2 separate regions of the Mus musculus genome follow, and region 2 is linked to region 1. A link is a loop called in an ENCODE intact Hi-C map of the cell type or tissue named here. Cell type or tissue: left cerebral cortex. All regions are shown on one strand. Each heading gives the region's core, and the rest is flanking DNA. Links, peaks and the distances in the headings are about the cores only. Region 1 overlaps Etv6 (ets variant 6). Region 2 overlaps Etv6 (ets variant 6).

Region 1 (10,667 bases), core at 1,471-9,470:
ACATTTACCTGAAGGCTTTGCATCTTACTCTCTCTGTTTGGCCTTACTCAGTCCCTAAGATTTGATACTAAAAAAATCGGAACCCGGGACTCATGTATCATATCTAACAGGGCTTTGGATTATGATGTTGTGGGTTAATAAATAGCCATAATAACTGCCCTGAGTTTTCCAGAGTCGGGACACCAGAAATGGTCCCCTGGCTCTCCTTTCTTTCCTTGTGAATCTTTCAGAATTCTTACGTTACTACTCCTGCGTGTGTGTGTTTAATAATTTAGTTCCTGTGAGAGCCTCGCTGCTCACCCCACTCTGCTGCTGTGTCTCCTCAGCAGAGTGACTGGGGTTCATCCAGTTGCAAGGCAAGCTGAACTCCATCAGAATCTGCACACACAGACAGATGTGGCGGGCGCCTCTGTTTTAATTGGCCGGAACCATAATTCTCTATACTTTGAAGTCATGCTTGTCCTCAAAAGCAGAGACAACCATGAGAGCTAAATATAATCTAGTTAATATTTTATCGTGTCGTGAGAAACAAGACACATCCGTACACGTTATCTAATCACGTGACAGTTCTTGAAGCAGGTGTTCAAGATCCAGCCTCAGGTCAATGGGCTTGTCCAGGCTCACACAGGAGGGAAAGGGTCTAACAGGATTTCTGCCCCACAAGCTAGCTTTTAGCCTCTTTAGGAGGAGGCATATAGGCAATGTCTCTGGGACTGGAAGATTAGTCCAAAGAATGTGGATAGACTATGGGAAATAAAGGGTTCAATGGCAGACATGGTTCTAAAGACGCCCCTTGGACATGGATAGGCACGAGCCTCCATCACGCTAGCATGTCCCTTTCAGAAGGCTGAGGGGGAGTCTCGGGTAGTGTTAGAGCCAAGGGTAAGGACTGTCTCTTTCTGGTTTTCCCCCACTGCTCTGCTGTCCCTTTGCTTTATTTGTGTGTGTGTGTGTGTGTCTGTGTGACCTGAGATTGAAATTCAGTTTATTTCTGCAACCCATGGCAAGACTGGCTTTAGAGGCCTTTGAGGACCAGCTCTGAAGACTGAATGGGCTTTAGTCTCAGGACAGTGTCTTCCAAGTAGAGGGTTCAGCTTCTCTAAGACTAACTTTCTAGAAATGTCTGCTGACTCTTGAGAGGTGAGAGATTCCTGTAAACGACAGAGTTCACATGCATAACGCTGGCATGATGCCAATAGTGGGGAGGAGGGTAACTCAGTGCAGGTCTGCTGTGGTCTTCTGTGCTTAGCAGGAGGCTTCCCCACTCTCATACTACATTTGTCTCCTTAGGGAAAGGACCTGGAGCTAACTCGTCCACAGTCCACATAGTATTGAGATTGGTGTTCTTGACTTGTGGTGCAAGCAGGGTTTCATTGCTGATAGTTTCCCATGATTGACAGGCTCCCTCAGTCTGGAACTTTCCCTGGCCCTCCCCTCTCATCTTCTCAGGTCTGTCAAATCTTCCTAGGCCCTTGGCCATCAGTAGTGTTCCAGAGGTGACCTCTCCTTACAGCTGCTTGTGACATGTGGTGACATCACCACCAGAGTTGAGGCTAATTCCCAGCCAGTGTCTTAAAGCAGTACTGACTTCTGGCAAAGTTGGTCAAGCTGCTGACGTTTTTTAGTCCTTTATTGCCCCTTAAACCTTCCTTTGGGGACCTTCATGTTTTATAACCAAATGCTCACTGTTCTCAGTTTTCCTTACAGCACATGGGATAATATAAGGGTCCAGTTTAGCTGCTTCAGATAACTCCAAAGTGGAGGGGGGTGGCTGTCTACAATGGAACAGCCAGCCAGGATGCTTCGGAAGGGAAATTTCCTTTTTGGGTGTGCTGTCTGAAAGAATTTCCGATGCAGGCAGACGTTAATTCCTAGCTCCATGCTTCCTGATAAGGAAGCAACTTCAATAAATGCAGCTATTTATAGATGTCTCTCTTCTCTCTCTTTAAACATATAACCAGAGGTTTATTGACCTTTTCTTTCGCTGCACATTTCTTGCAGTGAGCTGTGTGCACATTTAAGGCAGTTCCTCCAGCAAGAGCTCTGGTGTTTGCTCTGACTCTCGGTGGGATCCAGAGGGCAAACACAGCCACCTCTTGCATGTCAAGGGCTCTCACTTTTTTTTTTTTTTTTTTTTTTTTTTTTTGCCTTCTGAACTAGACGGAGGCTGCTGGCAGTTGCTGGTCCCCACGTGCATAGATACACACATGGCTTAGGTTTCTGTGCTGCTGGGATTATCTGATGTGAACAGATCCAGGGGAGAACTATGTTTTGGTTCATGGTTTCCGAGAGTTCAGTCCGTGGTCACTAGCCCCCTTTTCCGGGCCCCTGATGAAGCAGATCATTAAGGCAGTAAAGGCCTGCGGTGGAGGAATTTCCTCATGGGGTAAGGAGGAAGCAGAGGAAGTCAGGGCAAGATGTGTTCCCAAGGCCGTGTTCCCGATGGCCTGCCTCTTTCCTCTAGACAGAGCTTCCTGTTTCTCTCCATCTTCCAGTAATGCCATCATATTAAGGACCCATCGATGGATTAATCCAGCCCTAATGATGCAGTTGTGTCTAGAAATGTCCCCCAGATATACTCAGAGGTGTGCCTCAGGAGTCTCTCGGGTATTTGTTCCTGTCTGTTTTCAAATACATTTTAATTTATTCCTTGAGAACTGCACACAATGTGTTTTGGTCAAATACATCCCTAGTTCCTCCCCTCCAACCCCTACCGGGATGACTTTATCACATCTCCCTCCTAACTCCAGGTCCTTTAGACATGCCTTGAGACAGTCAACATTAACAATTAACCGTCATAATACGTGAACCCAGAGGTGTCTGATTTACTCTAGACTCTGCATAGGTTTGTGACAAACAGAACCATTGAAACATATGAGACATTGAAAATCAGTCAGTTTTGGGAAAGAGACATGGTCAACAGAAAATGACCTTATGTCTACCTTGTTTCTGTTATCTCCCTTTTTTTTTAAGTCCTGAGAAGTTCTGTGGCCTTCTCTTGACAGGCTAAGGTTTGCAGATTGAAGAGCCTTACCCTTCTACATATAAGCAGGCTCATGTATATGCCGACTGTACCCCCCCGGGCAGGGATGATGGCGATCCTGGATGATGTTAGCATGTTGTACACTTCCCTAACCTCTCCCCTTCCTCTTCATTCTCAGAAAGCATTAGTGAGATGCCTTTACCCAAGTCTGATACAGTTCCCATTCCTACATAGCATACATTTCCCCCCTTTCTTCTGTCCTTTTGCTGCACCTCTTCTGTAACTCACTCTTGAAGATTCAGGCAGGAATGAATGGCCCCGACAGCTGCATCCTTCCACAACTCAATCGCAGAGGGAACCTCCAGGTGCTAACTGGTTTCACTGCTGTCCTAGGTAAATTTGGATTCTCAGCTGCTTGTGCCGAGTATGAGTATTTTAGGGGTTCTTTTACTAATCTCATCTGAGGCAAGGGTAATGAAAGATTTGGGGGGACTTACGCAGTTCCTGACTCTGACCACATGCCCAGTGTGGATTCCCAGGTGCTATCAGCCACCTAGACTCACGTTCCCGCTTCCAGCTTGGATGGGTAGAATAAGTCCCATTCTTTTGAAATTGGTCATCCTTAGTGCTTCCTACCGACTGTGGATGCTAATAGCTGTTAGATGGCACTCTGAGATTCCAGTAATAGAGCTACAGACTGCAGATACTGATAATGGGTAAAGAGCTGTGGAAGTACGCTAGGTGTAGAGAGGGTTCCTGGAAGGAAAACCCGTGCAGGGAGTTCTCGGTCTTACCAGAAGTAAATTCCCAACCTTTGAGGCTGGAATGCTAACCCATGCTGTATTGAGGAGGGTGACGGTCTGTAAGGGAAAAGGAAATAATCCTGTCTTTTTGTTTTTGTTTTTGTTTTTTTTTTAGTGCTTATGGAACTTGCACTTTAAAAAAGCATATAAAATACTACTTTGTTTTATTTGTTTGTTTGTTTAAGAGTTTCCTGTTGCCCAAGCTGACCTTCAATTCAGCATGTAGCTGTGTATGACACTGGATTTAGGATGTACCTAAATTTCTCCCTGTACCTACCAAGTGCTGAGATTAGAGGCATGTGGCATCAACATCAAGACTAGATCTTAAGTACCATTTATGTATGCATGTATGTATGTATGTATGTATGGTCTGTGAACTGCCAGCATTTAGAAGCAATGTTCCATCCCAGGAGCCATTGCAAGGTCACCTGTTTCTAAGTCCTTAACACTAGTTCAGAGGCTCTATGGCAGTGTCGTGTGCAGTAAGTACTGATAGCCATTACTGTATAGAGAGCACTTGCTATGTGCCAGGAACCACTGCAACGTAAGTCTGAATAATCACAAACACATTTGGGGCTCAGATGTGGCACATCGTGTCCCCGAGGACACAGAGAAGTCAGAGGAAATCATGACCTGACTCCACATCTTGTTCCAAGACTCGGCTTTTCCTCACTTCATACTCCACCTCGAAAGTGTTAGGAACTAATTAGTTATTTCATTCTAGCTGTTGGTAAGGAGAAAAAAAAAATCAAAGCTTCCAGTTGTTTTCTCTTTTTTTTTGGAAGAAAAAAAGAAATCAAGCAAAATTGAAATTAAAAAATAAACAACTGACGAGAAGACCCAGAGGGATAAAATCAGAGATACAAATTCAACAGTCCTTTGAACTTAGAACACGATAAAATTTCAGATCCAGGCTTGTGGGTATACTGTTATCTGTCGCATGTTTTCAAGTGTAAATTGTAGAATGTTAGGAACAAAAATTTAATGAAGCCAATGGAGGTTCCCATTGTACCGAGTTTCCCATCTTTTCTGAAGAAGCACACTGCTCACGGTTAATACTGAGCACCTACCTATAAGGATGGTGATGTGCTTGGATTCTGGTTGGTACACTGAGTTCACAGAGGACACCACCACACTTCCTCGTAGCCCATGCTAGGCTGGTGTGTTTCAGAACGTGGTCTGGTGTGCTGGGGCCTCAGTTTCTCCCTTGTGTCCATCATGCTGGCACGTTTGTACAACTGCCAGGGCAGCCGCTCTCCCGGTCAGGTCTCTGAGCTTCTGGCCCCGTGTGGCTGTGATGTGGGTCATCCCTGCCACAGATAATTCGCTCTCCTGGGGAACAGTTTATCTGTAAAATGAAGGAGCTCCAGCCCACGGTTCCCGAGTCCTTCCAGACTCTCACAGATTATACTATTCTGATTCCAGAGAAGCTGTGTGCTTCTCAACTACCAAGCACTATCTACAGACACACGGATGGTGCTCATTCGTCTGATTGCCGGTCCTCAGCCGCCAATTTTGGTGCAGATGGTAGTGTTTCGATGATGCAGGGGATTATCCTCCGCTTGTGCTGTGTGACTGCTTTGCGAGGATGCCCTACAAGGAAGTATGGAAATCTAGGGTCTGGCTCTGTTGGACTTTTCTCTGGGGTGCCTGTGTGTTTGACACGAGGGAATGCTTTTATGAGGTGGAAGTGAATGCCCGCTCAGGTGCCGTGCAGGGCTTCTGCCACCAGCTCTGCTGTGCTTCCTAATGCTAGTCCCAGGGCCCGGCAGCTTAGCCTTAGGCCCGCTCCTCCGTTCTCACAGTCCCCTTTATGACCTGAGAATTGCCTGTGAGCTGGCCCTTTGCCCAGAGCATCGCACACAGGTGTAGCTTCCTGTAACTGCTTGATCCTGGCTGTGTGATCTGTGGGAATCCCCTCATGACTCAGGGCATGTTTACTTATGTTGTCGTCTGCGAAAGTTGCAGCGTGAATCCCCCCCACCCCCCACCCCCCCCAGCTGCCCACCGGGGCTCTGCAGGGCCAGTGATCAGCACAGAGGGCCCACAGGATCCTGCTTCAGCCAGCCTCATAGCACATGCACAATTAATACTGCATTAATTAATTATGGGGAAAAAAGGCCGAGCTGGCAGAGGCTTGAAGGCTTTCAGCTTCTAAAGTGAAGGCTTTGAAGCGAAGCTTTAAAATACATTTCCATCGGCCTCAGCAGCAGAGGAGCTGTGACACTTAGGCTGTCCCCTGGGCATAGAGACTCACACCCAAGAAACTCTTTCTAAACAGAGAATCCCAACCAGTTGCTTGAATCATCCATGAGTTGCCATGGGCTGTCCAAAGGGGATATAAGATTTGGAAGAAAGGGATTGCCCAGAGCACGGTGATTTGTGAACAAAACTTATAAAGGGTTTTGTTCTGTCCTTTTGTTGTTGCTAATGAGTCACCAACTTTAGATACGCTAGGAAGAAAAGTACAGGGACCTGGTGCCAACTGGCACTCTTGATATGGGGGGGGGGACGACGACGACAATGAGATGACTCTGTATTCTGCCCCCTGACCACCCCCACCCCCCCCAGCTTTGGGGGGGGTACTTTCTTACTAGATCTGGACAGAGTGTGGAGAAAACAGTGCCTTTTCTCCATCATTTGGAAATGCTTCTCTCAGGCTGGCAGTGAAGCCACCACACAGAATCCCTGACCGTATGTTCGCTCCCATTTGTAACTCCCATTTAAACATTCCATGTGAGACTCTCCCTGACCTTAAGCCCTGGATGTGGTGTACATAGTCGTTTACCCAAGTATTTGGAGTTTCACTTGAAGGTATTTTTAAGATCACAAAAGTAGAAATTCTCTGAGATGGTTTCCTTGCCTGAGACTGTGGGGTTATAAATGTTCTTTTCAAACTATGCTTGGAGCTGGGGACATTATCTGCTGTAATGATCAGTAGATCAGTTGGTAGAGAACTTGCTTAGTGTGCATGAAGTCCTGAGTTCAATCCCAAGCAGGAGATGAGCCAGGCATGTTGACACAGACCCCCTCCTTCCAGCACACAAGGAGATTACAGTCAAACTACTTGAATGTTCTGATCATATGCTGACTGAAACTTGAGACTAACAAAAAATGGCACACATTTGTCCTTTGCCAACTGGATATTTGAAACTGAAAAAAGTTTTCTTTTGATTCATGGGCAGAGAAAATTTTTCTTCAGATAAACTTGTGCGTGCATGTGTGTGTGTCTGTGTGTGTGTCTGTGTGTATACATGTGTGTGTGCATGCATGCACACATATGAACACAGATGTGTCTTTGGGATTATAGCAGCTATTAATCCAGATGTCTACATCACAAAACTCCTGTGATGGTTTCTACCACCCACACATTATGAGGAAAGAACATGGCGGATACAATGGAGTATTGTAGCGCTGACATTGTACCTACAGCTGTGCCACTCTCTGCCTATTGGCATCTTTGTTTGCTGAATGGAAGATTCAGATTCCCAAGTGCCTGTTGCTGCACCCAGGACAGAGAGGGCTTCTAGTTGCCTCTGAACCGGGCCAGTGTTCTGCGAAAGCAGGGAATGTGGTCCCCCAGTTGAAATGACTATGAGCGCCTTGAGTGTGAATTATCTGCTGTAATGAACTTCTCTGCGCCTGCCTTTCCACCTCTGAAAAGCATTCCTTTTGCATCAGGCATGTTCCCACCTAGCTCCGTTAAAACATTTTTTTTTTAGATTTATTTATTTTATGTGTGTCAGTAAGTTACTCGTAATTATGTATATATGTGTATTACATACATGCCTCTAGAGCTAGGAACTAAACTGGCACACACAGGGTGCTTTGGGGTATCTATAAGAACAGTGGGTGCTTTGGCTGCTAAGCAATTCTTCTGAGCCCCTAGCCCCACTTTTTAAAAGTAGTCAGGAATGTAGGTAGGTAGTGCCTTGGATAGAGATGGTGACTAACCCACGTCCTTTCTTCATGCAAATTAGTTTATTAAATTTCTCAATTCCCTTGTATCGGAGGGATCTGTAGCTGACGTGGAAGGCCAAGGATCAAGTTGGAAATAACGTCTGTAATTTTGCTCAGGAGATAGACGAGTGAAGCAGGACAAAATCCAGGTCCCTTGCTTGATGAAGACAAAGTATTTTAAACCTGGAGCCCCGAGGCTGAGAAGAGCACCCAGTCCTACTGCTTAGCATGCTCGGGTGCTATCTCTAGATGATGCCAGCGATGATCTTGACCAGACAAGCTGAGCATCTGAAGGCCAGCATCATGCTGAGGATCCACGCCCTTTGTGTCCTTGGGCAGAAACAGTGAGTTTGCAGGTACAGATCCTCACACACAGAAGGGGCGCGTGAATTCACGTTTCAGTGAGGGGGTCAGGAAGATCTTGACCTTACCGGGGTAACTTACACGCATGTAAGACATTTTGTCGCTGAGTCCTCTTGACAGCCCTGTGAACTGAATTTCCTTCTCCTCACCATTAAGATGAAAAGTCCAGTTTAAGGAGGTTAAAAAGGCAAGCTCAGCCAGCGCCACTCACAGAGCTGGTAGCCAGTCCAGTGGCCTCTCAGACTCTGTCTTCCTTCCTTCCCAGTATAAACCAAAGCCCTATTATCTAGATGAAAAGAATGAAAAACAGTGTCACATTCCCTCTGAGACTCAACTGCGGTTAAGACTTCATAAATTTCAGAAAAATAGGATAACTCACCAAAGTAAACATTTAAAAAACCACCTCACAGCAAATGGCTACCGCAACCCCAAACCTCAAGGTTCATATATTGAGATTTCAGTGAGCTTCATGATTCTCATCCGTCTCTTAAATACGGCTCTGTTTCCTGGTAAATAATATCTCTTCAGAGCCCTGGCACATAAATAGTGTAATAAGATCAGCTCTGAGCAGGCTGCCGTTCTAGTGCCCTCTAATTGCAGGGTGAAAATCCAGGGCCGCCTTAGCTCCTCATCTGTCTCCGTCTCTCACTGGCCACTGCCTGACACCCAGTCTGAGGTTCAACACCGTCTCTTCTTTTTGTGCTTTAGATAGATCCGTCCTTTGCACAGATTTTTTTTTTTAAATAAAGTGATTTGAAATGGAAAATTAAAAACTTAAATGCAAGTTTGGCAGCTTCTCTCTTCAGAAGCTTCATAAAATTCTCTATAGCACAGCTGCTCTGGATTCTCACCACTTAGCTGTTCTCACGATGTCTGAGAGATTAATTCTTACAGGGATGTGGTTGGAGATACTCCCCACGTCCCGTCCCCACCCCCCCATCTCCCGCCTCCCATGTTTCGCCGAGAATCTTCACTGGGAAAAGTTATGTGGAAAATCCCATCACCCGAGGTAAAGGTTCTTGAGTGATAGACACCTTTGGGAGTCTGTTACTTACCATGTTGTTTATGTGTGCTCTACTCATTTGAAATCCTGTCCTCTCTGGCAAAAATCTGAAATCTTATGTGCGATCCTGATAAGTGTGTGCCGACACTGTCTTGGGATGCCTCTGTGTGTCTGTGTCTGTGTGTGTGTGTGTGTGTGTGTGTGTGTGTGTGTGTGGTCTATCTGTTGTCTCTGTGGATCTGGATGCAGATACTTCAATCCTTCCTGGCAGATTTAAGCTCTCCACGTCCCACAGGCTGCAGTAGAGGACAAGGGCGGCATCAGAGAATGGAGAGCTTTGGTGGGGTCCCCACCCACTGGCCCAGAGACCAACTGTTTATCCCTGGGTCCCGGCAGCAGCTGAAAGCCAGGGGTGTTTTTGGGATTCGGCTGCCAAAGTTTCTTGAATCAGCCTTGTTCAAAGGCATATGCTGGGCTCACTTCTGAGGGAAATTTCCTTTTTGGGGAAGTTGAAGCAAAGGAATTTCCTGTGTGGGCAGACAGAGCTTCCTGACGTGAAGGCTTCTTGGAAGGGAAACAGTTTCATAATGAAATGACAAATTAAAGATATACCAGCCGGGTTCACTTCAAAACAGCTATTGAGAGTGCAGGCAAAGCCCTATTATACCCCCTCACAGAACAGAAATAAATCCCATCCTGACAGGTTTCTATATGCTGGGTTATATCTGTCCCCCCACACCTTCCTTCACAGTCTCCCACATGCTCCCTCTCCCACCCCCACCACTAGCTACCACCATCTCTGTCTTTAACAGGCTTCGAGCAGTCTCGGGGAGGCCTGGGGCATCCTTCCTGCCTCTTGTCACCTTTCCTTACCAGCTTCGCCCATCCTAGGAGTGCTTGGAGCCTCCTTGTAGGTGATGGTAAAGCCCGAGGCTGCCCAGACTTAGGAGTGATCTCTTTCCTTCTTTTGACATGATTGAAAACAATGATTGAAGATGGCTTCAGCTGGTTCCTTTAGCTGCCCCTTAAAATCTTGTAGGCAGTCCATGTAACTGCTATTCTTATCTCAGAGCTGGTCTGAAGCCGGCTTTGTTCAAGAAAATAGAGCTCTCTCTGCACTGGGCAGATGACGGTCTTGTGCTGAGCGTGTAGTTTTTTGCACTTCAGTCAGCCAGTGTAGCGGAGTTTTGGTTTTGTCTTGTACACTGATATGAAGATTCCCTTTGTTGCTGTTTTTATTTTTAAGACAGGGTCTTGCTTCATAGCCCTGGTACTGATCCAGAACCCACCTTGTAGACTAGGCCTTGGGCGTGATGTAATCCTCCTGTTGTCACCTCCTGAGTACGCATCTCTTTCTCTATCTCTCTCTCTCTTTTTCTGTGTGTGTCTGTGTCTCTGTCTGTCTGTCTCTGTGTCTCCTTTTCTTCTCCCTCCTTTCCCCCTCTTTTGTTAGGGTTGGGTTAAGGATAGAACTCAGGGCCTTGTGCATCCTGGGCAATTTACTCTCCCACTAAATTACACCCCAGCACCCTACATTTCTTTTCTTTTTCCTTCC
Region 2 (10,667 bases), core at 1,590-9,589, 92 kb before region 1:
TTCTTTTGTCTTTGTCTTTGTCTTGTCTTCTCTTGTCTTTCTCTATCCATTGTTGCTGAGTGGTAGCAGTGGTTGTTTTGAGACTGGGTCTCCATGAGTACAGGCTGGCTTTGAACTTGCTACGTATGTAGCCCTAGGCTGTCCTCAGACTCCTAATCTTCCTTCTTCCACCTACTAAGTTAAGTGCAGAGATTGTGGGTCTGTGCCACCCCGTCTTGTCGAACTGTCCCTTTGTCAGGTTCCTAGATCTGTAACTTTAAGATGGCTGGCGTGCTATGCTTTCCGGTCATCAGGACAATCTAGTTCCATGTGGTTTATACCGCAGGTCAGTCTCCTCTGCTCCGATGTTGCTGGCGTGCTTCTGGTTCCGAGTCATCTTGCTTTCTTTTCCTCCTGGTCTCCACTCTTGGGCCCTGTCTTAGGGTCACTACTGCTGTGATGAAACAAAATGGCCAAGTCAACTTGGGGAGGGAATGTTTTATTCTGGATATACTTGCACATCACTGTTCCTGAAGGGTGGAGATCAGGACCAGAACTCAAACCAGGCAGGAATGTTGGAGGCAGGAGTTGATTGAGGCAGTGGCCACGGAGGGGTGCTGCCGACCGGTTTGCTTAGCCTGCTCTCTCACAGAACTCAGGACCACCAGTGCAGGGGTGGAGAGCACCAGCCGTACTGGGCTGGGTCCTCTCCCCTGAATGACTAATTAAGAAAATGCCCTACAGGCTTTTCTGTATCTTATGGAGGCACTTTCTTACTTGAGGGTCTTTTTCTCAGATGACTTTAGTTTGTGTCAAGTTGGCATAACACTATCTAGCCCAGGCCCCCTTCAGTCCAGCCAGGAGTAACTTTTTTTTTTCCCAGACAGCCCTGGCTGTCCTGGAACTCACTTTGTAGATCAGGCTGGCCTTGAACTGAGAAATCTGCCTGCCTCTGCCTTCCGAGTGCTGGGATTAAGGCGTGCGCCACCGACGTCTGGCTAACTTATTATTATTATTTTTTTTTAATGAGAAGTTCTTGTGGCCCTATTCTAACCCCAACTCCACCCCCATTTGACCTCAAACTCACTACATAGCTAAAGCTGGCCCCATACTCTGATTTTTCTGCAGCCATCTCACCAGTGCTGGGATCCGTTTCTGGCTCTGCACTGACTCCTTGCAGCTCATTGCTTTTGTCAAGCCAGGCACTTGACATTCTACTTTTCTAATACTGTGTTCCACTTCCCCTTTCAACAATACGGCCCACTCAGGCAGTACTGCACTCGCCCCAGACCATATGCTGAACTTTTCATGCCTGGAATCGTCCCCTGATCCTCTCTCTCCTGGCAGCCTTCTTGTTATCCGAAGCCTATTTTTTCAAAGCTTTCTCTGTGGTTGCCAGACACGGCATTCCCACAACTCATTGAACTTGCCTTTTGTGATTGGCAATGATCCGGTTATAGATGACTGGCTTATTCTTCTCCATGGTCTGAAAGCCCAGACAGGGCAGGAATCTAATGGACTCATTCTTACATTTTCTGTTTCTAACACGGTGCCTAGAAGGGAGGTAGGCACCTTGAATCCAAAGCATTAGGGAAAATGCGGGGGAAGTAGGCTCTCGCGTAACCCAGGCTGGCCTCAAACTAACCATAAACTAGAGATGACCTTGAACTTACGATTCTCTTGTTTCTACATGCCAAGGTCTGTAGGTGGGAACCACCTTACACAGTTTGTGAAGGCTGGGGGTTGAACCCAGGGCTTTATGCGTGCTAGGCAGGCACTCTGGCAACTCAGCCATATGTCCATGGTTTTGCATTAGATTTCTGAAACCAGCTCGTATTTACTCAGTTTCTCTTAAGTGGATGCTGGACTGACTTCGTGATGTGAAACATGAAGTCTTTGTACTGTTGAAGTCCTGAGGAAATTCTCCTTGCCGATAGAAGATAGAAATCGTCCTGTTGAAGCCCTGTGGAAGACCACAGGACAAGCATAACACAGTCCAGGCCCAGGATACACAACAAACAATTCTGTCCACTCATACTTTCTCTCTCTTGGAGCCCACCTTCTAGAGAGGAACATAGCCTGAGAAAAAGTTCAAGATTCCATAGGCTGCCTGTACCAGATGTAGCCTGGATGCCCTAGATGAGTTGGCTGGTACTCCCATGATTCTCTGCTGTGGCATGGGTGGACTGTGTCTGGGACAAAGAGCTAGGGGCTCTTTTTCATAATCCTCTGCAGTCTATCTATGGCTGGCTGAGAGGCTCTCCCAGGCGAACTTGCGACCTTGTTCCTCCAGCTTGTTCCCTCACTGGTTGGTCAGCACCGATTACCTGTGAAGTTTCTGTGAAGTTCGAGATTGCCTTTTGAAGAAGAGTATGGCACTGTCCTTGCCCCAGGGTGGGCTCTTCGTAGCTTTCTCTAAAGCCCATGTTTCCTTCAGTGCTGGCATTGGTGCCAAGAGGAGTGGTTCTTCGGCACCCCCTTGGTTTCATGGCAGTGCCTCGGGACAGACCCGTGAGAATGACTCAGGTTCCACAACACTGGGACAATGTCCTTGTCTTATCCTTGGTGTGACAGGCAGCCTCAACATTTCTGTCTGCGAAGGGCAACACTACGGTGTTTGCTCATACAGCAGATTCTCTGATGTCTGCGGGCTACTTGTCTCGGTAGGATTTCATACAAGTGAACTTGACCAAGTGGAAGCAGTTCCAAGAGACCCTGAACCTTCCACACGAGCCCAGAAAAACTCATCTCTTTTTTTTTTTTATTTTTATTCCTGGTTGCCATTGATTGACTGATAGCTGGGAAATAGACCATTAAGCTGTGGGAGAAGTTCCAACTTCTTGAACCCAACCAGACCCCATCACAGATCCTTGTATAGTTCCTGCTCAAACCGTGCCAGTTTTTCCTGATCACCTGCCAGGGACTTTCTCCCAGACTCACACTGCAGCCGCCTGCTGGCCCCGCTGCCCTTCACCTCACCTTGGCTGCAGGTGAGTAGGTCCCCATACTGCTTTTCTTCATCTGTCGTCTGCTCAGGGAGTCTGGATTGCCTTGTCTCTCTCACACGGATTCAGATGAGGTTCGTGCATCCAGTCAGCTGGCAGAATGTGCCGTCTGGCCACTCTGAGAGAAGAGAATTCTAGACCCAGGTGCAGGTGTGAAAGTGCACACTTTGAAAGCTGCCAAGGTAGAGAGAGTGGCTCCTGAGGGCAGGTAGGCAGTGTCTTGGTATCCCTCATGCTTTGACAGAGTGGTGCTGTCAGGGTTCTTGTCGCAGGCGTTACTGGAAGCCTGGCTCAGTGCCTTTACTCCACTGAAGTGAAGGCTGCTTTTCCCCTCATCTGACACAGTGGTCAGGCAACAGTGAGACCCAGGGCGCAGCACATGGGACCTAGTATTAGTTCTAGCAACAAACTTTTGTACCTCCATATCTGGAATTGATACAGATTCTCTTAACGTTGCTTTAAAATTGATCTGCCATGTAGGAGAGTTCTGGGCCTTTAAAATTTTTTTTTTTTAGTTATCAAGTTTTATGGTTATGTATATATATATATATATATATATATATATTCTGCATATGAGAAGATAGGTAACATTTGATTTGTTTGGTAGAACCCCTTTCTTTTTCTTTCTTTGGCTTGGGTGGACCCTGTTTGTAATTAGCTGCTGAATACAAAGAGAATATCAAGTGTCCAGTGCCGCTCCAGGAGGACCACTCTTCTGTCTCCTGACCCCAGCATGAGCTAACTCTGTACTTAGGATGTGGTGAAAGGCCTCTTGATTGCCTTTCTTCTCTCTTCTTCCTTCAGCCCCAGGACTAGAAGTCTTCTGCATGGCACCAGTTACCAAAGACAGCGCCTGTGCCAAGGGTCTTTCCGGATTGCCTCTTTTTATGCTCTCTGGCTGGTGTTGAGAAGATAGTTTGTCTTTCCGTTGCAGCAAGTTGCAGGATACTTAAGCCTCATGGTTCAGGGCAGAATCTAAGATCAGGAAGGAACCCACCCCTTATGGTATAACTACACAATTGCATAACCAGGTATGCTACACACACATCACACACACACACACACACACACACACCATACACACAAATGCACCACAAACACACCATATACACACTCCGCAAACACACCATACACACACATCACAAACACATCCTACACACAAATGCACCACAAACCCACACACATATATACATACATACAAACATACCCTACTCACACACATGAATTCACACCTCTATACTAGATATCATTGCACAATTGCCCAACCAGGTGTGCTACTTCTGGTAAATACACACACACACACACACACACACACACACACACACACACACTCTCACACTCACCTTTTAAGATGTTTTCAATCATGCCCCTCCCCCCTTTTGCCTGGACTTTGCTTTAGTTCCTATACCACAACTTAATGCATGTCTGGAACATTAATACATGGTTCACAGATCCCGGGGTGGGGGGAATCCTCTTGCTATACGGCCTGCAGTTGTCAGCCTTAGATTTGTCTTGGTAAAGTACCTAGGAAGTCTGGTCTAAAAGGAGCTGAGGGAGAAGTGAGGGGCACGGATGGACTTTGCTGTTTTGAATAAGGACCAGGCTGTGGAGCCTCTGGTGCAGTGGGGTAGTTACCAGTGATTCCCAGGCCTCCACGGCCTTCCCTTGTGTCTATCTCTTGTGGCGCAGCACTTCCTCCTGTCTCTATTCTTAGCTTTCTTAGCTTTTCCCACTCAGCCCCCCAATTCTCCTCGTTCTTTTCCTCCTCCCACTTCAGCCCCTCATCTCCCCTCATCTCTCAGGAGCCACCTCTCATGTCCCATGCCTGCTGGAGCCTTTCTTTTCTTTGTTAATGCAATATAGTTTTGTTTCTCCTTCTTTGGATCACCTGTTCCTCCAGTGCGGCTAGTAAACCTTCAAAGCAGGAAGTGCCCAAGTGGGTTTCTCCAAAAGGGGAGTCTGCAGCACCCCGAGGCCGTGTGTCCATTCACGGTCCTGCCACACTCCTTTCCTCCATGACGTCATCCCACCCAAATGACGTCATCCTGCCTTCTGCGTTCATTATTTTTCTCTTTCCTGATGATCTCCTTTTGCTATGGGAATACACCAATTCTCTTCCTCATTAGAGATTAAGTTAACTTTGATCACCTGACTTTGATAAGTGGACATAATTGTGAGTATTTTAAGCATGCCTTTCCAAAATAAAGAATATAGGTTTGTGTGTGTGTGTGTGTGGGGGGGGGGGCGGACGGATGGACAGCTTTTAGTACCATAATAAATTCATCGTACTTGAGAAAAGGTTCGTGTGATTTTTTTTTTTTTTTTTTTAGTTTAGTGTGACAGCATACAAGTTACTTTTTCCTTTACATCTGATTTTGTCATGTGACTCTTGGTTTTGGTGAGAAACACTGTTTTAACTATGGTCCCTGTCTTCCAAATAATGGCTTTAGGAACAATTTGTTGAAATCCTCACAATTCATCATTTGTAGGTATTCAGATGTTGTTGCTTTGTTTTTGTTTTAAGACAAGGTGTCATTGTGAGTTCCTGACTAGTCCGGGACTTGATATGTAGACCAGCTGCAGTCTTCCTGCCTCTGCCTCCCGAATGCCTTAGGATTACAGGCATGCGCCATGAATCCCTGTTTTATATGATTTTTTTTTTCCTCCAGTGCTTGGGATCAAACTTAGAGCCTTGAATGGGGTAGGTGTTAACCACTGAGCTACACTACTGGCTCTTCAAGATCTAATGTTTCGGATGGGTTACTGTGTGGCATTTAGTCTAACAGGGTCTACAGTCTCCTCACGTTATAACAGAGTTTATAATGTGTGCTGGCTGGATTTAAGTAGTAAAGTGACACTTCTGGACATCACCTTCCCTGGTCACACTTTCCCCGAAGTAGCCAGTTACTGACCGGTCCGTCAGTATTCGTCGATGTAGTGTACCTCGCTCTCAGCGTGGATGGAGACAGATGGAGGAAAGTCGCTCACTCCTCTCCTGCTTCAGCAGGCTCTCATTGTAGGAATGGAAACAGAGTGGGAGAGAAGAGTTAGGGATATGGCTTTTAGGATGTTCTAAAACCAAGGAAGATACAGTATAGTTCCCTTCGGTGAATGAGAAATAACCATTGAGAGACACTAAAATGACTAGGTGAACGATCCTACATAACAGGTGGCAATTCTGTAAGATTTACACATAGAATTTTGCCATGTAGGGTTTTAAAAACACTCCTTTTTGCGTCTGTTCATTTGCAATGAAGAACCACTATTGTTTTATTAAAACCATGCATAGCTGTGTGTGTGTGGGGGGGTGTTTCTGTGTGTCTGTGTGTCTGTCTGTTTTGGAGACAGATTCTCTCTATGTAGTTTTTCCTGTCTTAGAACGTAAGATAAGTTGTAGACCAGGCTGGCCTCAAGCTTACAGAGATCCTTCTGTCTCCCTGCCTCTTGAGTATTGGAATTAAAGCCATACACCACCAAACCTGGTACTACCTATATAGTATATATAATATATTAATAGGTATAAACTTTAATAGATACGTAGTAGATATATTAATAGATAGTTGGGTGGGCGAGAGATTTTGCTGTTTTTCCTTATCTGCCTGGCTCCTAAGCAGTGGTGGAACTAACTAAATCTGTAATTGTACTGTAGCTTTCTCTTTCATAGGAGAGGGATAGGTCTTTCCCCAGTTAGCATCTTAAGAGGAGATGGGGAGGAGCAAGCTGCTGATTTAGTAGGGCAATTACAACTAGCTTTCTGCAGCAACTCTGGAACAGAGGACTCATCAGCCTAGACTTGGGAGTCCAGAGCTGCTTGATCTGTTGGGGTAGGAAGCCAGGGTTCTAAGTCAGGCACGGAGATGTCTGCCTGTAGTTCTGTCATGCAGGAGGTGGGAGCAGGTGGCTGTTTGCAAGCTAGAGGGCAGGTCTAGTGGGTAGTCCCAGAACAGCCAGGCTGCAGAGTGAGACCCTGTTTGAAAAGAAGTTGGAGTTCCAGTTTAAATGTTTCTGAAGGGCATTATCTAGGAGGGGACCAGGGTGGCAGCCCAGTCCCCTCTTGGATCAGTCCTAAGCTTGCTGTAGTGTGCTTTGGGTTTCCTGCCCCAGGGGTGAAGACTTGTCTACAAGTAGTTTCCTGACATCTGCCTAATCAGTTCTGAGTATTTATAATTTACAAGATGATTATTACAATAACAGGATTTAGGCACTGGCAGCTGAGTTTTGAGGAATTTCAAACCAATGCCCAAACAGCTGAGTTAATTATGTGTGCAGGGTCCCATGACACAATTACTCTGTCCGAACCCACATTTTCTGATACGACCAGCTCAACGATCTGAGACACAGTAGTCTTTAGTTGGGATTTTGATTTCAGAATTATAGATCAGTTCAAACCATATTACCTTTCTTTTTCTTTCTTCCTCTTCCTTTTCTTCTTCTTCTTCCCTCTTCTCTTCCTCTTCATCCTCCCCCTGGCCCTGTCTCTTTTTGGAGGCAGGATCTAACTTTGTAGCCCAAGCTGGCTGGCTTCAAACATTCCTGCTTCAGCTTCCCAGCTATGGAGATTATAGGTCTACAAATCCTCTGACTCTTCTTGGTGACCTGATTGAGTGTCCCTGTGTTTCAGTTACTGGTTACAGTTCATGTAAACCACAAATCAGCAAGTTCCATGTGAAGTGGCTCAGTGTTTTCTTCTTTTAAACTTAAAAGATGGTGAAGGGGGAAATACAATGTTTATACAATAACACTCACTTTTCTGCCCTGGCACCTGCCAGGCTGTGGGCCATTCAAGGCTCATTTTAGGCTGACATATGAGTTCTGACCTCATGACTATGCTATTTGTCCCACTGATAAATGTGATCACGAGGCCTTTTAACAGCATATTCTGACTAAGGGAGTAAACCCACTTCCCACCAAACCGAATCACCCCTCAGTCCTATTAAGCAGGAAATGCCCTGAACGCCAGTATATGAAAATGCTTTTCCAGACGAGCCCAAACCATTTCATCCTCCAAATAAAATCTATCTGCTCGCACTTAGATTGTTCAGAGGCAGATGGTAAGCAATTGAAACGGAGAGGCAAGCTGGCAGAAGGAAAAATAAAACCACAAATATCTGTACATGAAGGTGATCTACACTCTTGCCAACCCCCCTTCAGCTTCGTTAGCACGACAGCAGAGCAGTTAAATAGCATGGGAACTCAGACTCATATGGCTAATACAATTGTCCTCTGTTAATGGGGTGAAACAAAGCCTGCGAATAATATACAGGGCTGTTCACCAGTATGCAGAGCTAAAGGAGTTGAAGACATTATTAGCAGGGGCGCCTATACGCTGTGCTCTCTGAGGCAGAGAGCTATCTTATTGACACCTCTGCTCCCCACCTCATTTTAATAGTGGGGTCACTGGTGTGAAGTGCTTGGTATTATCCAGGTACCAAGTCTTCCATAAAAGAGCCGTGCAACAGCATGCAGCTTCTGATTGGTAGCTCAGTATCCTCGGGTTGTGGAAAGGAAGGTGGTGACCAGCACATTAGAAAAGTCTAGAGGCATCACTGTGTGGGAAACTCTGCACTGAACGCCAGGAGTGACAGTGATTGCCACCTAACTTTTGTGGAAAGGCTACATAATGTGGAGGCCCCTAGGCCATCCCTCAGCCTTGTCACTGGGTGAGCTTCCAGACTCCGAAAATCCACCACTTGTTCTTCACCTTGAACTTGAGCATTCAGGGACAGAAAGGAAAAGGGCGAGCAGTTCAGTGGGGCTGGGCGTTTAGTTGCAGCAGAGCCATCTGTGGCCCGGTGGTGCCAAACTGTGGTGTTCTGAGGGTGTGTGAATGAGGGTGCCGATCCAGACTGCGGAAGGGGCAGCTCACAGAGCAGGTGGGTGTGCTGGAGGAGGAGGAGGGGATTTAGTGGCAGGATGTGAGATGAGTCGACTCTGCTCGGAACCAGTCTGGGGATGCCCACGAGGAAGAAAACGAGAAGGCTGCAGAGAGAGGGCCGGTGCAAGGGAGAATTGACTGCAGGCTGGAATTGAAGAAAGGTTTGGGTTTCCACAGGCAACCACTTTGGGGGAAATACACTCCAGTGGCTGAGCGGAGACTAGATGAGAGGGGAGGTGTGTGGGGTGGTGGTGGTGTCAGTTTTCAACTTGATTGAGTGAAGAGTCACCTGGAAAGAGACTTTCAGTGATCGATCACCTAGTGATCGATCAGGTTGAGAATGTCTCTGTCTTGATCATCTTAATTGGTGTTGGAAGATCCACCGTGAAAATGACCGGTACTGTTCCTGGGTTTTAGGCCCTGGACTGTGTAAGGGCAGAGAGAAAGCTAGCTGAGCACTAAGCACATGTGCATTCGTTGCCTCTCCATCCTCGAATGTGGTTGTGATGCAAGGACGATCCCAAGCCCCCGTTGCCATGGTTTCCCAGCATCCCGGGATTGTGAGCTAAAATAAACCCCTTCTCTCCTAAGTTGCTTTATGCCAGGGTATTTTGTCACAGCAACAAAAAGGAAACAAAAACGGGACGGGGGCATGGAAAGGAGAAGACTCATATATGTCTTATGTAGATTAAGGTGAGAGGACCCTTGGACTTCAGAAGGTCATTCAGAGTTCATATGTGAAATATCCTTGAAGTCGTGATTAAAGAAACGATGTTGGCTGGTAGATGCTTCCCTTCAGGAACCCCATCCCTCCAAATAGTATAGCTGTAAGTCCATAAACGCTGGTCACTTTGCTCGTAAGGGAGCGTGCCTCATTGGTACCTCTTACTATGTTTTCCTGGGGAACGGGGAGATAATGGGCCCGTGTTTGATCTTGGCTGATAATGCCAATGACTCATGTTAGAATAGATGGTTTCTTTACTGAGTTCCATCCAGGCTCAGTCCTAGTTTGGAGAGGATGATCTAAGGGAGTTTAAGGAACAGGCACCAGGGCTTAAGGGTCAGGACTTAGATGACTTGTGGAGTTAGCTCTAAGCAGCTATACTTCTGCTAGTGCTGGTCTGTGACAGACAGTTTTCCCTAGAGCAGTGTCTGCTCACGCAGTGCCTTTCTCTAAAGTACAGAGTGATGCCTATTGGACACCTCAGTCGTCCTGTACCTTAGGGACAGACAGACAGACTGCCCCAGCAAACAATGCACGGAATTCAGCTAACAATAAAGAACAGCCCGTGCGCGTGGCCAGATCGCTTGCTTCCTTCCTGTCCTGCCTGGGGTTTTGAGAAGTTCTTGCTTATGAATTCCACAGGCGATGGGACACAGCTTATAAACTGCCAGAGGATGTTCAGATGGATGTGGGGAGGAAGAGGGAAAGCAGAGACTCCGAGCCAGGGAGCAGATGGCCGGCCTGTGACCTACGAGGGGACGCTCTACCTCTGAAAGTTAAAATGCGACCGTTATTTCTTTTCCTGTGAAGTTTTCAGTAAGGGGTGCCCAGTCTCCAAGGTGGAAAATTCTAGAACTGATAACTTCCCTCAAGGGTCTACCACCCGAAGAGAACATAATGTGTCTCTTGCTCTGAGTCTATGCAGAAAGAACCTGAGAATTTTCTCTGCTCAGCCCCGCGTGTGACCCTTCCCAACTGTGCAGTGTGGTCAGAGCCTAGGGGATTTTGTAGGTTTGTTTTTGGTGTTTTCCCATCGTTCAGTCTTGAGTTTGAGAGACAGCTGTTTTCTGATCTTCTTTTCAAG

The links. A loop is a pair of places that touch in the nucleus more often than their neighbours do. Peaks named below come from ENCODE experiments on the same cell type or tissue, not always from the same donor. Only the 100,000 strongest peaks of a DNase experiment are listed, where the experiment ranks them.
Region 2: it touches region 1 in a loop (2.2-fold over the local background); 3 of 42 quality-filtered maps call a loop at or near these places.

What each region holds. Positions count from the first base shown.
Region 1 is chr6:134,142,513-134,153,179 of GRCm38, forward strand. All of the region lies in intron 2 of Etv6 (ets variant 6), which reads left to right. Among named protein-coding and RNA genes, the nearest start is that of Gm46978, 37 kb to the left of the region's middle. In left cerebral cortex, for the core only: no CTCF peak of the experiment used is centred there; DNase peaks (open chromatin) are centred at 5,239, 7,269 and 8,894; H3K27ac peaks cover 2,385 bases.
Region 2 is chr6:134,050,848-134,061,514 of GRCm38, forward strand. The region is part of intron 1 of Etv6 (ets variant 6); the gene reads left to right. Among named protein-coding and RNA genes, the nearest start is that of Etv6, 20 kb to the left of the region's middle. In left cerebral cortex, for the core only: no CTCF peak of the experiment used is centred there; DNase peaks (open chromatin) are centred at 5,966, 8,865 and 9,347; H3K27ac peaks cover 783 bases.